Linked DNA regions of Homo sapiens: region 2 is linked to region 1. A link is a loop called in an ENCODE intact Hi-C map of the cell type or tissue named here. Cell type or tissue: Calu3. All regions are shown on one strand.

The links. A loop is a pair of places that touch in the nucleus more often than their neighbours do. Peaks named below come from ENCODE experiments on the same cell type or tissue, not always from the same donor. Only the 100,000 strongest peaks of a DNase experiment are listed, where the experiment ranks them.
Region 2: a loop joins it to region 1, with 5 times the contacts of the local background. A loop is called at or near these places in 22 of 110 quality-filtered maps.

The regions. Positions count from the first base shown.
Region 1 is chr3:82,130,914-82,135,913 of GRCh38, forward strand. All of the region lies in intron 1 of LINC02008 (long intergenic non-protein coding RNA 2008), which reads left to right. Among named protein-coding and RNA genes, the nearest start is that of LINC02008, 150 kb to the left of the region's middle. In Calu3, a CTCF peak has its summit at 2,280 (motif pointing left); a DNase peak (open chromatin) is centred at 2,278.
Region 2 is chr3:81,580,204-81,585,203 of GRCh38, forward strand. It overlaps GBE1 (1,4-alpha-glucan branching enzyme 1), which reads right to left. Exons shown (of 16, transcript NM_000158.4): 11 at 962-1,072. Among named protein-coding and RNA genes, the nearest start is that of GBE1, 180 kb to the right of the region's middle. In Calu3, no CTCF peak of the experiment used is centred here; a DNase peak (open chromatin) is centred at 2,018.

The sequences.
Region 1 (5,000 bases):
TAATTCATTCAACTGAAGAAATACTCTTTCTACAGGTACTGAAGTACATGCAAGTTTAGAGAGAGTTCTGCTAAATGGAGGCTATTACCAATTCTAATTCTTTCCATTTTGGAATTTATAATTTTTCAGAACAAATATTTTCACAGGCTGTCTTTCTGCCTCCATTCAAAAGCCTTTTCTTTCAAAGTATATTTTTTAAAGATAGGATGTGTCATATTAAGTTTCCACTGTTTGTAATTCATCTAAATGTTTTGTTAAATTCACATCTATAATATCTTAGGCAATCTGAATTTTATTCCACTTTTTTCAGCATGTAAATTTTCAAATTAAAAAATAGCAACTCCATCAAAAAATCATTTTCATGAATTGGTATATCACAAATCACAAAACAAAATTTTAAAAATTAAATTGTTTTCACTATTTGTATTCTCTTAATGTGTTCAGTTCCTCCTTTGCTTTTGTGGAATACATTTTAATGGCTTTCTCCTTGTAAGCTTTTGTTCAATCATTACAGTTTGCTAAAAGCTTCAAAACTGGAGATTATTGGTGATCCACTTATTGAATAATTGGAGAAAGTTTCACCAGTTGACCCTGAAGAAAACACAACTAAAATTTAGAAGTCCCAATGATGTGGTTTAGATTTATGTCCCTGCCCAAATCTTATTTCAAGTTGTAATACCTAATGTTGGATGAGGGGCCTGGTGGGAGGTGACTGGATCATGGGGGCAGATTCCCCCTTCCTGGTCTCGTGATAGTGAGTTCTCATGAAATGTGGTTGTTTAAAAATGTGTGGCACCTCCTGCCACCTCTTTTCCTCTGGCTCAGGACATGTAAGATGTGCCTGCTTCCCCTTTGCCTTCTGCCATAATTGTGACTTTCTTGAGGTTCCCCCAGCCGTGCTTACTGTACATTCTGTGGAACTGTCAGCTAATTAAACCTCTAATCTTTATAAGTTAACCACTTTCAGGTATTTCTTTATAGCAGTGTGGGAATGGACTAAAACACTCACTTTATAAAAACATTTAATGCCATTGCAAGAAAACTAGAATGAATTACAAAGTGGTTGTTCAAATGTTCAAACATTCTAAAATGATTGATGCTAGACAGCAGAGAGAGAACCTTCGACACCTTCTAAGTTCATTTCCACATCCTGAGTTCCTTTGTTTAGCCAGATTTTTTTGTCCTTAATAAATTATGCTCTCCCCAAATTTGAATTCGCATAATTACAAAACCAGTAAGTGAATCTCTAATTTTGCACTTTTTAAAGGAATTTATAATAACATTAAAACAATGCAGTATTTTAATCTTTAACTGAATAAACTTCCAAAGTTCCCCAACAGCTCCCCACTCCTTCATGTTAGAATCTGTGACTTATAGTTAATGCCAAGAGAAAAAGGAAGAACTTCTCAGTTCTAGTCTACGATAGTCACTTCTGGTATCCTTAGAATCCAGCTATGCATGGCTCTGCCTACATGCCTTGTGTGTGTGAATCCCAGAACACAGCTAGAGACAGCTAGTGGTGCACTGGAGTCAGCGCCTACCAGCTTGTTAGGAATGATTGTGAGCATCTCTTTCCAATTCCACATTCAGTGACTTTAATTTGGTAGCTTGAAATTGTTCATGGTAGAAATATTTACACCCAGAAATTAACAAATGCTACAAGTCGTATTTCCCAACCTCACTCCTCTACCCTGAGAGCTGGTTGTTAAACATTTACCAGCACTCTACTGTAGGAAGCACACAGCCTTCCTGGGCACAGCATGCAGCTATTCCTTTCTGAGGATTCCCATTTGAAAATGGCTCTGCAGTAGAGTGGCTCATGGTCAGAGCAAACCACAAATCCAGGTTTGGTTAGGACAATCTTGTGCTAGTGTCCTGTTCTGTTTAGCATTTGAACCTGAAATATACACTTTTGTAATAATGGATGGAATACAAGTAATACAATTAATGGTTGCATTAAAATGAATCAGGATGGGTTTGGTGGAACTCCACTGTCTACTTCCAGCTTCTGCCATGATTTTGCCTACTAGTATGTAAAATATATGCTGAGATCAGGATTTTCTCTTAACATATGGGGAAATAAAAAAGATGACCTTACAACACCCAATTCTATTTTTCTGACCCCTCTCATACACAACATAATTTTTATTTCTCTTTGAACTACAGTATGTTAAGTGCTTGCCCATGATAAAATGAAATGTACTCACACGTGAGCAGGTTTAGGTTCAGCCAACTTCATCTGGTTTGGATGGTGGGAAAAGTTCCACACTGCGGCCCCTGCTGGACACTTAGTGTAATAGAGTCCCATGTTACCAAGGAGCAATTCAGAATGCAGTCAGTGCCACTGTATCTTATTTCTTAGAAATTATCCCAGTAAAAAAAAAAATATTTTGCAGCTTCACTAAAATGGAGTTTTTCAAAGGGCTAAAACTCAGCTTTTAAGCGATTGGGAGCCAGCAGTGTTTGCCACCATAATTAAGTGTTACGTGCATAATTTACAATTGTTCTATTTTATAGCCAAATATTTTTATATCCTACTAGGTTTTGGAGGATGAACTCAAAATAATATTTTCATCAAGTACACACTAGTCACTACGACCCTAACTTCAGCAAAATAGATAGTAAGTGATTAAAATTTATGTAGACTATCTAAAGAATAAAAAGGTATTTAAAAATAAAGTATAACACAAAGGTACGTTGGTTTACTATAACTGTTGTAACAAATTACCACAAATTTAGTGGCTTAAAACATAGATGTATTCTTTTACAGTTTTATAGGTTGGAAGATCTGACATGGGCTAAAATCAAGGTGTCAATGGGGCTGTGTTACTTCCCAGAGACTCTAGGAGAAAAATAATTCTCTTGCCTTTTCCAGCTTCTAGAGACTTCTTGCATTTCTTGGCTCATGGTTCCCTTCCTCCAGCTTCAAAGCTAGCAAGGTTGCATCTCTCTGGCCATTCTTTCATAGTTACATCTCCCTCTTTCTGACCACACCTTAAAAAGATAATCTAATTTTAAGGACTCATTTTAAGGACACACCTGAGTAATCCAGGACAATCTCGTCATGCCATGGTCCTTATTAATCACATCTGTGAAAATGCCCTGTAAGATAACACAGTCACATGTTCCTGTGATGAGGCTGTGAATGTCTTTGAGGGGGCTATCATTCTGTCTACCACACAAGCAATATGTTCTCAGCAAAGAATATGTAAAGTCCCCAAAAAAGGCTGCAGACTTCAATCTTCTGTCACTGCTCTGAAAAGATTGACAAAAAATTACCTAAATTTGGAATAACTTTTAGAGCAATAAGTCAAAAATGTGGGTGTCAGTGTTGATTTGTTTTTTTAAATTTTCCTGCATGTATCAGCTACCACCTTCCCATATAATATCAAGATGAGATACTAGCCACACACAAGACCAAATACTGGATAATTTCTTCATTACTGTAATTCCTTGAAATGTTTGTTCATGATGGCCAGATATCTATTGTTTGGTTAGGAATTAATTCTGTAATTATTTTAAAAAAAGAGTTTGCTGTCCAAGGCGACACATGTGGCTCAGGTGCATTTCAAGAGCTCTGCTGTTAGTTTCTCTAATGAGAGCCAGGGTTCTGGATGCACATGCATTTTTTTTTTTTCCTAAAGGCTTCATGCCCACTTAATTAAATGAAAGAAATAATCACAGAATGGAGCTCCTTTCCATCTTGGCCAAATACTGTGTAAATTTTAATTCAAAGTTTACTTCAAAGATAAATACAAAGAGAGACATATATGTCATACAATTTCATTTTAAATTTCAATAATAAACTTTGGTCAAATTTAAAGTCAAATAGATATGATTGACCATTTACATACAAATACATATTTCTGTTCAGTATTCATACATAAATAAACATAAATATCCACAAATTAAGGCATATGCAATTTTAGAAAAAAGTTTCTCAAGGGCAAAACTTCTTAAAATTGTCTTATATAATCAGTAAGAAAGCAAAGAATATTTTAAAAATAGAAGTTAATCAACACAACTGAACATAAGGGAATAATCTCTGATATGGATGGGAGAAATGTTGAAAATTGAGTGAATTCATGAAGGGAAATCTATCTATAAAAGCATGAGATACAATCTATCTATAAATACATAAATAAATTTATAAATCTATAAATGCTTTTATACAATCTATAAAAGCATGAGATAAATTCAGTTGAATATACTAATCAATTTTACTCTCTGAAGACGTAATTCTGCTATCACCGTCTTGAAATATCTACAACAAAAGGCTTTTGAAATTATAAACTTCCAATAAAAATAAAAGATGTATAAAAATGGACATTTAAAATTAAAATTTAATATGTATTTTTGTTACTTATAAATATTTTTTATTTTGAAAATTCTTCATTCTCATCTTAGTTTTTGAGGGCTGCTGTAACAAATTACTACAAACTGGGTTGCTTAAAACAACAGAAATCCATTCTTCCACAATTCTGGGTGCTAAAAGTCAGAAATCAAGGTGTAGGCAGAGCCATGCTCACTTTGGAACTTCTGTGGAAGAATGCTTCCTTGCGTCTTCTATCTTCTGGTAGCCTAGATTTTCCTTGGCTTGTGGCCCCATAACTCCAGTCTCTTCCTATCTCCACATGGTCACACTCTCTCTGTCTCTGTTTCCTTTTATAGGGATACTTTATATTGATTAAAGGGTTAACCCTACTACAGTGGGACATCATCTTAACTAATTACATCTGCAATGATGGTATTTCCAATTAAGGTCACATTCTAAGGTGCTGGAATTTACCAACATATCTTTTTTAGAGGGATACAATTCAACCCCATAAATATCCCATTCTATAAAAATACTGGTTCTCTTACAAGGCTAAAGGAAATGAAACTGGTGTGGACATTTCTATCTCATTTTTTTAGTAGAACAAGAATTAATCTAAATGGCTATGTGTTCATACTGGCTCAATAATTCAGTTTTTTCCTAATTACATTAAAATTATTTGGAT
Region 2 (5,000 bases), 550 kb before region 1:
GTGTATGAGGATTAATATGACCTTAAATAAGTGACCTTTTTTCTCCATTTTAAAAATATTTATTAAGTGATTACTAGGATCAGTCACAGTGCTAAAGGCTGGAAATAGAAAGACAATGAAAAAAAAATTCTGTTCCTAAAACATAATGGAAACTTGGAGGATGGGACAACTAATTTTTCCCTACATGACCCAAGGAAGGCTTTATATAGAATGTGTCAGAGCCAGACAATTAGGTCTGAGTAGGAACTTCCCAGATGCAGATGCGTGGGGAAAAGCACAAGATTGGAAAAAGCTGACCTATTTGGAATGGGTAGGGATTTCAAAGTATTGAAGAACAGGAGGCTTGGAGAGTTGGGCAGAGAATAATGCTGGAAACCGGCTTGAGCCAAAATAGGAGTGGCTTTGAATTACAGGCTTCGACCAGTATATCTGGGTTGACAAGACGAGCTTTCCTCTTTAGAAAATAACTTAGGCTGTATTCGAGAAGACAGACTAAGGCTGGATGGAACAGGGGTCAGGGAGGTCAATTAGCAGGAGATTTCAGTGACTGAGGGGAAAAACTGAAGAATGCTTGTCAAAAGCATAAAAGAATACCTCTAGAAGGCAGCCTAAGACGGAAACTAAAATAAACCTGGTCCAGCACCAATTTTCTTCATTATGACAAGGGAAAACATATAATACTTGCAACTGCAATGTATAATCTATTAATTATAGTTTGGCAGGACAAACATACTACTGCATTTTGAAACTGGAGTTTCTCCATCTACAAATTTAACATTTTTTCCAATATACGTAGTTTTCCTGTAAAGATATATATTAATACACACACACACATACACACATTATAGTAACTACAGAGGTTTATATTTCGATATGTTTATATTTAAATATGTTATTAAGGAGAGGGAAGGAGGAAGAGAGAGAGAGAGAAATAAATGAATTTATGCACATATTCATTTACCTGATCATGGCTCTCTGCATAAGCAATGCACTTTTCAAGGTAGCGCCTGTTTGTGAGCGTGTATACTATATCGCCCATGTTCCAGTCTTCATCTTTAAACTCTTTAAGTAGCTAGACACAAGAGAGAAAAATAAGCTTCTGAGTAAAGCATTATTTTTCTTATTTTTAAATCACAATCTGAAGTTATGCATTATATCAGTGCAAACTATTTGATAAGCACATATTAGTCCACCCATATAGCAAAGTTATCACTGTTTAAACTTTTACTGAAATCACAGCTTTTATACAGAATGTCCAAATGACAGTGGTGTAGAGTGTGTTTGTGTGTGTGTGTGTGGTGTTTGCTTTTGTGCAGACAGTTTAATCATTATATTTTAGGATCTTTGCAACTATTTTTCTGTAATAACTGCCACCTCTTGATTAATGCCCACAGTAATGTTATTGCACGGCATGTCTTCCTATAACTTGTACATGGTAGAGATACACTTGTTATATTTATTTGTTTATATGAAAAAAATTAGTAAAAAGAGTGTTTCGCTTCATTTTTACAAAGTGATAAAACAACTGTTTCAAAATTTAAAGTTAATTATCATCAAATAATTACCCTCTTAACAGACCACACATTTTGTGTCTGCATTTCAATTTCTAGTCGGTGTTCAGTCTGGCTCTGTCCCTCTAACACTATACTTTTATGCAACTGAACTTGCTGAGGTTAAGCTTGTGGTGTGAGCTTAAGTTAGTAATTGCTCTCCCTTAAGTAGATACTTGCTATACATATTGACACTGCTGATCCTATCTCCTGCCCCTGAACTTTTCCCTTTATTAATCTACCACTGTGAAACTCTTGCTTTATATTGTTTTGTTTCTTCCCGCCACTCCCGACATACTATAAATTCTCTTCCTCTGTTTGTCCTATAAAGGCTGGTGTTCCTCAGGATTATGTCCTAAATTTACTCTCCCTCTTTAATTCAACACACTGTCATACAATTATGAGAACATAAGCAGTTCTGATCATTGCAGTGCGAATCTTTGGGCACCAGAGGGCAGAACGTGGAAGGCAGAAGAGCAACCATCCATAGATGTTCACAACCTAATCCACGAGCATCTTTCTAAAAAGCAGGCATGAGTGTCAAAATAAGAGAAAGATTTGAAGATGCTATACTGCTGCTTTGAGGATAGAGGAAGGAGCAATGAGCCAAGGAATATAGGCAGCTTTTAGAAGTGAGAAAAGGCAAGGAAATGGCTTCTCCCTTACAGCCTCCAGAAGAAATGCAGCCCTGTTTACACTTTGATTTTAGTCCCAGTAAAACCCATTTCATTTTTGTAACACATAGAACTGTTGTGAATTTGTGCTGTTTAAGCCACTAAGCTTGTGGTAAATTGGATATGGGAATAATAGGAAACTAATGTATAGACCTACACAAATGGGCCAGACTAATTTTTGATAAAAGGGCAACAGAAATTCAATGGAAGGTGGGCGGATGTTTCAACAAATGATGCTTAAAGAATTGGATACCCATGGGTAAAAAGAGAACGATAAAGAACCTTGAGCTAAGTCTTATATATTGCACAGAACTTAACTCAAAATGGATCATGGGCTTAAATATAAAAAATAAAAACTATAAAACATTTAGTAAAAACCATAAGAGAGTCAAAAATTTCTTAAACTTGATACCAAAAGAGAGACCTATACAAGGGAAAAAATGATAAACTAGCTTCATCAAAATTTTTAAAAAATTGCTCTGTGAAAAGCCAATGTGAAGAGGATGAAAGAACAAGCATCAGACTAGGAGAAAAAAATTGTCAACCATGTATCCGGCAAAGAAGTTGAATCTAAAATATATAAAGAACCCTCAAAACTCCACAGTAAATAAACAATGCAATCAAGAAATGGTTAAAAGATATGAACAGATACCTCACCAAAGAGGATATGCAGGAGGCAAATAAGCACATGTTTGGTATCCAGCATCATAAACCATTTGAAAAATAATAAAACCACAATGAGATGTCACTACACACTGATTATAATAGCTAAAATAAAACATAGTGACAACACCAAATGCTGGTGAGGATGTATAGAGGCAGGTCTCTCAAACATCACTAGTCAGAATGTAAAATGTTACAGCTACTTTGGAAAACAGTTTAGCAGTTTCTTAAAAAATTAAACAGGGAATTACTGTATGGTTCAGTAATTGTAGTGTTTGAGCATTTATCTCATAGTTATGAAAACTTATGTTGATAAAAAATGAGTACACACATGTATACAGTAACTTTATTCATAATAGCCATAAGCTGGAAGCAACCTGGATGTTTTTCAATGGGTGAATGGTTAAACTGTGGTATACCCCTGCCTTGGAATCCTATTCAGTGCTGTTGAATGCGCTGTTGATATATGCAACAAGAATGCTGGATATAACAACATTGGAGGTTTTCTTGGATAAATCTCGAGAAAATTTTGCTAACTGAAAATGCCAATCCAGAAAGGTCACAAACTGCATGATTCCATTTATATAATATTTTTGAAATGACGAAATTATAGGAATGGAGATCTCATTCGTGGTTGCCAGCGGTTAAGGCATTATTAGAAGCAAGCAAGATGAAAATAAGTAGGCGTTACTCTAAAGGCAACATGAGGGAATCTTGTGGCAATGAACGTGTTTTGCACCTTGAGTATATCAATGTGAGTATCTTGGTTAAAAGATTGTTCTATACCTTTGCAAGAAGCTACCACTGGGGAAAACTGATGAATGAGCATACCAGATCTCACTGTATTATTTCTTACAGCTGCATGTGAATCTACAATTATCCTAATATCTCAAAAATGTTTAATTAGAAAAACTATATTTATTAAAAATACTAGGTGCTCAATAAATATTTGGTGGAATTAACAGATCAATGAATGAGTTCATTAGACACATACATTACCTTAACATAAACACTTCAAAAATGATCAAATAAAATGAAAGGAAATACAGCAAATTTGGCATAATTTAGATAGTCAAATATTTGTTCAGTAATTGATTAAACTAAGAATGATATTCAAAACTAATGATATTGAAATAATACAACTAGGAAATGATACATAATTTGCTTTTGAACAACAAAAACATGAATAAAATCTAGCATTCTAATTTAACTCATACTGTATGGGTAGACAACATCACAGGCCATATACATTCTGAGTACAGTTGTCATCTGATTTAATAACTCTTGTGTGTTTTATTGACATATAGGGAGAATGGGAGCCACTTATTGAATTGTTTTTAAATGCACCAGTTACAAAAGTAGAGGAAAATCACTATGTCTAAGGGTTTTATTGTAATACTATTTTAACTTTAGTTTTATTAACTAAGGGGGGACCCAGTTTGGTGATACAATAAGAATTTTAAATAATTACATAAAATAGAAGATGATAACTGCTTTCAGAGAATTTACAATCTAAAACAGGATGGTCATATCCTAAATTTAGGATAAAATATTTTTCTATTTGATAACTATGATTATTATAGTTATCATGTATAATAAGTAAGTATGATACATTGCCTAATGCATTACCTTCATCATACAATGTAATAAAATGTTTATTAGGTTAAATTTCAATTTTTTAAGCTGCCATGAATACTCAGAGAGAAAATACCTCACTTTGTGCTATTACTGACTGAAAAATAATTCTAGGTTGACGTACACCTTAAAACATTATTGAATGTGAACAAAGAATGATTAAGGCTTTTAGCAGGAGGTTAAAAAGTAAGATTTGTCACTTGTGAGGGAAAAAAGTCTACATGAAAAAACTAGAAATAGTAAGAGATGGGGCTGATGAGGAACCTTATACCAAGGTGAGAAAATTGAAAACTACAGCATTTTTTTTAAAGTAACAAATACAAGGCTACGTTCCCATGTATTAAAGGAGAATATTCCTTTGTTTTTATGTTTTCTAAGTAAAAATCTTTATAAAATACTTGCTTTTTGACCTGATAATGTTTAAGGAATTATTATAAATGTAGAAGCAGAAGTTATGTTGGTCCAAGTTTAATGTCAC